Linked DNA regions of Homo sapiens: region 1 is linked to region 2. The links are chromatin contacts, found by Hi-C or POLR2A ChIA-PET in ENCODE. All regions are on one chromosome and are shown on one strand. Each heading gives the region's core, a stretch centred on a gene start or an enhancer-like site at or near the end of the contact. The rest is flanking DNA. Distances are from core to core; before and after follow the strand shown. Region 1 holds the start of LARGE1-AS1 (LARGE1 antisense RNA 1). Region 2 holds the start of LARGE-AS1 (LARGE antisense RNA 1).

Region 1 (3,594 bases), core at 490-2,989, 200 kb before region 2:
CGTAAAAAGAAAGTACAAATTCTCCCTTTAACTTTACCCGGTTCCGGGGAGGGGGTAGGGGTGAGAGAGGAGGAAGAGAGTAGGAAGGAAGGACATTCGGGCGGCAAAAAAATAAAAATGATCCCCTTGTTTTCAGCGCGTTCTGGAACAGAGCTGCACGTCAGAGGAAGAACTGAGCAGCCTTCGAGCTAAAAGACTTGGCATTAAACTTTGACACTTTAATGGTCTCTAGGATATTAGATAGTATTTTTTCATATAATGTTCTTCTCCGACACGGTAATGGCATCAGAAACAGAATCTGCTATGCCTGCCAACGTGCACGGTGAGGCTCATCGCCGCAGAGGTAAGACAGCAGGACCCCAGCTTCGCAGTTAACTTATCCCGAAGCTCCAAAGCAAACGTCTTTTACTTCTTCGCCGGGGACGCTGCTGTACCACCGCTGCCTCCCTTTCGCATTCTGCTGGGCTCGGTCAGCCGCTGAGATTAGGTAAACAGCGCTCCGGAGCCGGGGCAAAGCGGGCGCTGCTGCTGCTGGTGGGGGTCGTTGTTTCACGAGGCTGGAGGGAAGGGGGATGGGAGAAGGGTCCCAGCTCGGTAAAGCCAAAGGCCGAGAGTGTGGTTACCGAGGCGGGAGCCAGGTCCGGAGCCAAGCAGGGGCCAAGCCTCCGAAGCCCTTGCCGCCCCACCCCCCCAGCCCGACCTCGAGGAGTGGGGTCAGCTGGGCAACCCAAGCTCGGCGGCCCTTTCCCGCGCGCCCCCTCCCCAGCCCATCCTTCCCCTGCCCCTTCCAAGAACTAGGGTGGGCTTCCCGCTGCCTCGCTCGAGTCCTGGAGAGCGGAGAGGCGCGCAGAGGGAAGGCAAAGACCCGGCGGCCCGCCCGGCTGGGGAGAGGTGGAGACCCGGGGGGAAGGGGACCCCAGAAGCCCTGGGACCGAGCTGCGGAAAAACCCGGGAGCTGGATCGCGCGCCCGGAGCTCCGGTCTCCGAGTCCGAGTTGTGCAGCTCTCGGCGTCCTCTTTCTCTCCCTGCCTCTCTGCTTTCGCCTCCTCTGGGTCTTCTCTCGAGGGCATCCTCCTTCCATCCATTCTCACACCCCCGCTCCTGTGCCCCGACCCATTTCACCCACTTCTCCTGTGGCTCGGGAGGACTCTCCGTACCCCCACCCTGGTCCCTAGAACTGGGAGGCTGGAAGTCCATTCAAGGGATGTTGCGCGCCGGGTTCTTATGCCAAGAGGGAAAGAGCGAGAATAAAATCAGCAGGGGAGGGGCGTGTTGTGCGTGCATGGGGTGTGTGTTTGGGGTGGAGGAAAAAGAAATGTAGTTTCCTCAGAGGAAGAGGAAGCCTTGGACAGGATTCTTGGATACCGATCCCAGAAAGATGCCGTCAGAGCCCTTCGGCGGGGCTCCTCACAGACTCCGGCTGCCCCACAGCATGCCCACCTCCGAGAGAAGCTGCGACCCGAGGCGGGGAAACTTCCTACTTCTCACGACGGCTGTTTTGTGCAATTTGGGGAGCAGGCTGCATGGTCCTGCAAGCCTGCGAGCCTCTCTACCACGGCAGCTGCGGGCCCGTCCCGCTTCCCTTCCCCCTTTTTCCGCGAGGCACGCCAAGCCCGAGGCGGCCGGGAGCCGCCGGGGTTGGGGGAAGAAGGGCGGGGAGCTCCCAGCTTGCACCCTTTCATCCCGACCCGGCCCGGGATCCCGGCTCCGGGTGTTGCTTCCGCCTGCCTGCCAGCCAGCGAGCTGAAGAAGCACCGGGGCGGAGTCTCGCCGGGGGGCGGAGCCTGTGCGGGGGCGAACTCTCGGTCCGCGCGGCTGCGGCGCTTGCCATTGGCCGGCCGCTCGGTCACGGGGTCGGGGGCGGGCGCCGACGCGGGCGCCGGCCCCGCCCCCGCTCGGAACCCAGCCCCGGCTCGCGGTCCCCCCCGGCTGCACAGACATGACACAGACACACAGTCACTGCAGCTGCTGAGCGAGTCCGGCGCTCTGGGCACGCGGAGGCGGCGGGGCCAGCCCGGAGCCCGGACCCCAGCGCCCGCCCCTGCCGGTTCCCGCGCGGCGGCCCACTCCTGGCCGGGCGCGGGAGGCGGGGATCGCGCGCCGGCTCCGGCCAGCGGCGCCCGGCTGCCCGCGGCGGCTGCAGCGGCCGCCCAGCTCCGAGCGCCGGGCGCTCCGGGAAGCCGGCGCATCTCGGAGGCGGCGGCGGCGGCCAAGGCCGGCGAGCGCTCCCGGCGGCGGGGGCCGCCCGCCTCGGCTCCCCGCACCCACCGCGCCGCGATCCACTCGCCGCGCCTCCGCTCCCGTGACCTTCCCGGGGCGCCTCCCCTAGCCCCGCGCCCCCGGCCCCGCGCCCCAGGCCGGGGCGAGGCCTTTTCCGGCGCTTCTTTCCCGCGGAGCCGCGGGCGGGCGGCGCAGGCCCTGGGGGAGAGCGCGCCGCGGCCGGTTGCAGCCCCCCCCGCGCCGCCGCGTTCGGCGCCCGGCCCGGCCAGTCTGCTCCTGCCCCGCCGCCGCGCCGGAGCCCGGGCGCCCGAAGCTGGGGGCGCGGCCGCGCTCGTCTCGCCGGGCTGTTCGCGGGCAGGCCCTGCCCTGAAGGGACGAATCGGCTTGGAGCGCGGGAGGTGGAGTCGGCCCCGGCGGTCGCTCCCTGGACCCAACCCGAGGCTGACCCAGGCCCCTGCCCATGCGGGGCGCCCCTGGCTCGGAAGAGTCCCCCGGGCCGGGAGCAGCTCCAGGCAGCGGCCCCGGAGGAAGAGGAAGAAGGGACAGTGCTCAGCTTGGGGGACCCGGACCCTCGCCGCGGCATTTGGAGCCGGGGGCAGTCCCGAACTCTGTGCTTGGCACCGCCGCTCCGAGTAGGGCAGCGCCTGCCGGGACCCTGACCCGGACCCCCTGCGCCTCGTAGGCGGCGGCGCCGCCGCGCCACCCTGTTCTTCCGTGTCTCCCTCTGCCTGGCGGCAGTCACGGCCAAGGTAAGAGCCCCGGAGCGCGAGAGTCGCCGCGGGGGCGCCGTGGTGTGTAGCGCCGGACAAGTTCTCCGAACCTGTGGCTGGTACCCCCTGTACTCGGGATGCCGGCGGGGAGGCCGGGCACACCCTCTGCTGCCCCGGCCGGGAGCCCTGGAGAGGCTGGAGGTGGAAGCCCCCAGTCTCCGAAGTCCCCAGGACCCCCTCAGGGCCTGCTCGGCTTCTGGGCACACAGGCTGCTGGCAGGGAGCGAGCCAGGAGGAGTTTCTGGTTAACACCACGAGGGCATGTGACCGATACCCGCACCCCCGGCCCTCTTGTTAGCGGTGAGCACCTGTGGTTCGCGGAGCCTGCCGTGTTTGGAGAGGGCCCTGTTGGGCGGTACGCAACTACCTTTCGTGGTGTGATGCTGTGAATAACTTTTCTTGTTCCTTCTTGCAGACAGTCCTGCGCAATTTGGGGGCGAGCAGCCACAGCTTGCGAGTCCCTCTTTAGGACAGAGTGGTTGGTTGGCATTGCTATCTGTAGGGGGGAAGCCCAGCCAGCATGTCCTTCCTGTTAGTCAAAGCTGCTTGTGAGGAGTGATCAGTGTATAGCTATCCAGACATTCTTGTAAATGTCACTGCTTTTG
Region 2 (3,524 bases), core at 399-2,898:
GCTTGGCACAGGTGGCTGTTCACAGATATTTTTAGAAGCAAGGAAAGGAGGAGGGGAGGAGTATATCATAAGACATTTGGCATCTCCTGCCTTTGCTGAGTAAAGGGGAAGGAATTTAGGATTTGTACGGTGAATATTGCCACGTGTTTACGAGTATTTATATAATGCTAATATTTCAGTTGCAGGGAAAAACTTGTCCTGAAGATGTTAAAGCTGGAAGTCAGTGATCTTCTACACCTCCTGGAATTTTATAGCTGTGTGCTCTCAGGTTTAGAGTCAGGAGGGGAAGGCCCAGGGCCATGTGTCATTTCTTGGCAGAGCTTGGCTTAGGACTACTTTTCATCCATTCCCTGTTCTTTTCCATATTTCCCAGTTTTCCCATTTTTGTCTCAATCTGTCTGCCTGTCTGTTGCACTCTACCCATCTACTTATTTACCTGTCGGCTTCCACTGTGCTCTAGAATGTTGCCCACTGTGATCTTTTGGGCAAGTTAATGTCTCAGGGCCCAGTTTCCTCAACTGGAAAAAAAAAAAAAAAAGAGTAGCTGTGAAAATAAATAGTGATTTATAAGCGCTAGATTTTGGGGGCTGGAGAATCCTTCCTTATGGGGGGCAGGGAGGCTGTCTTGTGAACTGTATGACATTTTGCAGCTTTCCGAACCTACTATGTACCAGCAGCATCTCTCCCCTGATTTGTGACTCCAAAAGTGTCTCCAGACATTGCCAAATGTCTCCGCGGCAGGGGGGCAAATTGCCCTTGGCTGAAAAGTACTGGCACAGAGTAAGCAATTATTAAATATTGTTTTAAAAAAAACACTGTCATTATGACTATTCTGCAGTTATTTAATTTATCTGAAAAGTGTTCATTTGGTGCTTACTGTATATACTGCAGAGCTCTGAGCCGTGAGAGGCAAGTGGAAAATGTAAGCCTGATGTTCTTGCTTTCTAGGAGATTACGATGCGGTTCACAGTCACACACCTGTGGATGGGCTTCCGAGGGGGCTTTGAACGTTTTGTTTCAACCTAAATTTAGCAAAAGGACAATTGTGAGGCTTGAGAGGCATGTCTGCATGCTCCCAGACCTTCTCTTTGGGTTCGTGGTCCTCCCCTACCCTGCCCCTTTTGATTACCAGTGAATGCAGCAGTGGTGACAGGTAAATGACCTTGTTGGTTGGTCCTCTAGTTCCTGATGAACCCTCAACTGGGAGGGACTGTCTGTGAATCAGAGCAGCTGGCTCTTTGAAAAGAAAGGCACTATTGCACAGTTGCTGCTGCTGACCCTTGCATTCAGAATACCGGCCGAGGCCAATGGGCAGGTCACCACCCTGTCGCCTCTGTGCTCCTGCCTCCCAGACCACATCCTGGGATTCTTCCCTCGCCCCATGCAGTAGCAGAAGGGTGTCACAAAGCGACTCTGCTCAGACCCACCATCAGACCTGACCGCTGGCCTTTCCAGAGCTTCCAGAGCCACTCAGCCCTGCCCTCCTGGCTCTGCCTCCCGCGGCCCCCACCCTTGTGTCTTCTCTTACTCACCTCACACACACCTGCTCTCCTCACTGTGCGCACTGCCCTGGCCCCGCTTCTGGGAATGCTCTTTCCATGGATCCCTTGTAGCCCCTTTACTTCCTGCAGGTCTTTGTTTACACTTCACCTTGTGAGAGAGGGCCCTTTATGAAGTCAGAATCAGAACCCTCCTCCTCCCACCCCACCTTTCCTTCCTTTATTTCCTTCACAACTCTGATCACTGCCTGATGCCTCCACTGTATTTGCTGGCTGTTGAGACTGTCTCTTTTCTATGTTCTCCCGCTGGACTGTAAACTCCCTGAGGGCAGGTGATTGGTTGGTCATGTTCAGTACACTTAGAAGTGCCCAGCTTGTCCCAGACACTCAGTAATAATTGCCGAATGAATGAATGGATGAATAAATGAATGAGCCAAGGGAGAAGAAGTTACCATGACTGTTACAAAGTTGATAAATGCATGCAGAGCCTTTGTTCACCATTTTCTGGGAGGAATGGGTCTCCCGTACCATAGCCTGTGGGCATGGCTGGGTGGAGTTTGGTCTACATTATATCAACTCTTCCCTTCTCTATCTGGAGATAATTCTCTCCTGGGTAATGAGCCTACTGGAGCATACAGATGAGGGCACGAAGGTGACCCTTATAGAACTGTGGCTGAGAGCCAGGGATTCCCACTTCCACCTCCACCCCCATAGCATCATCAGTCTAGTCAAGAAAGACCCGTGGTCTTTGTATTATGGGACTTAGTCCTTCATTGTCCCTGTGGCTCTGCTTTTCACCCCTGTCTCATGCTCTCCTCCTTCACCCTTCCCATCTGATGTGTGCTGAATTGTTAGGAGAACAGCAAAAATGCATTCCTTTGCTGACACTTCTCTACCTGTGGTTGTCTTCCACTCTGCGTCATGTGCCGTATCCGCCTGTCACCCCGGCACACTGTCAGCCACGCAGCCTCTCGTTCCCTGTGTTTCCTTGCACACTCGTGCTCTGCTGGCCTCTGTCACTCTCACTGGGCGTCCTGCCTGCCTTCCCACCCCCTGCACGTGTCCCTGTTGGCACTTCCCTATTCACACTCTCCTCTCCACCAAGCTTCCTTTGACGCTTCCTCTTTCAAGCTGTGCAGCCTTCTTCAGCTGACAGTTCAGCATCGTTCCATTTCTGAAGCAGGGAATTGGTTTGGTGGGCACTAGCTCCAAGTTTGCCTTTGTGGTATTTCTAGCCTCCTTCATTCTCTTTCCTGTTTTGGCTGCAACCAAAGGCTGGGCTCAGTGATGAATCGCAATTGGGTTTGGTGGCCCAGCCGGGCCCTTCTCAGGTTAAGGGTGGTATAGGGAGTTGTGTGAATGAATGAGGTCCCGCAGAGAGACCATCACACATGGGTAGAGGGGGAAAAAAGGGGGGCTCAGAATGCCTGTGTGGATGGCAGTCTCCTGAAATACAGGAGTTTTTCTCTCTAAGGTACACCACAAATTTTATCTTCCAACATTTCTTAGTCATTTTCCAAATTCCATGTCCCTTTTCCCTTGATTTGTTGATTAACTTCATATGAGCCTTACCCAAATCCGCCTGATATCAGTGTGTGTGTCTGTGTGTAAGGTTTTTGGAATCAGCAAGCACCTTTTTCATTCTTGTTTCCACTCATCACCTTACAGTACCTCACTGGACACAATGGATTTCCAAAGCATCTGTAGACATGAGCTGATTCTAGAATTTCTTTGTACATCACCCACATCCTGGAGCTGTTTCTTGGGAGAAAGAAAGATGGCATGCCTCCCTTTGCCCCTGGACCCTGAAGGCTGTGCTCTTTACACCGTGAACCTAAATCTGGGCTTGGTCTGCAGCCAACCTGGAAATTCACTACTGCAACTCCGTTTTCTTTTTAACGAGAGCTTCATACGGTTCTTTTAAACTAGAAACTTCTCTTTCTTGTAATTGTCTCTAATGGCTTCCTTGTTCGAACAAGCCTTTGCTAGCTTCTGTCTGACCCCTTTGGCTTTGCTTTCTGCCTC

What was found. Hi-C counts contacts between places; a loop is a spot of excess contacts on that map. ChIA-PET counts read pairs that join two places held with the same protein, here RNA polymerase II (POLR2A). Pooled maps may share reads with other maps.
Region 1: a loop to region 2 is called in a map of ascending aorta, with 6 times the contacts of the local background. The contact joins the promoter of LARGE1-AS1 here to the promoter of LARGE-AS1 in region 2. A Hi-C loop is called at or near these places in 7 of 168 maps with a recorded cell type or tissue (MCF 10A, aorta, ascending aorta and 4 more) and 12 of 50 pooled maps. POLR2A ChIA-PET finds 5 or more read pairs at or near these places in 4 of 52 experiments (AG04450, H1, MCF 10A and 1 more).

The regions. Positions count from the first base shown.
Region 1 is chr22:33,919,370-33,922,963 of GRCh38, reverse strand. LARGE1-AS1 (LARGE1 antisense RNA 1) reads right to left here and starts at 1,739. Exons shown (of 2, transcript XR_001755630.2): 1 at 1,441-1,739; 2 at 1-557. It overlaps LARGE1 (LARGE xylosyl- and glucuronyltransferase 1), which reads left to right and starts at 2,488. Exons shown (of 15, transcript NM_133642.5): 1 at 2,488-2,969. RefSeq lists silencers at 1,621-2,120, 2,441-2,590, 2,861-2,960.
Region 2 is chr22:33,723,110-33,726,633 of GRCh38, reverse strand. It overlaps LARGE-AS1 (LARGE antisense RNA 1), which reads right to left and starts at 1,648. Exons shown (of 7, transcript NR_038950.1): 1 at 1,533-1,648; 2 at 878-1,022. The region is part of intron 2 of LARGE1 (LARGE xylosyl- and glucuronyltransferase 1); the gene reads left to right.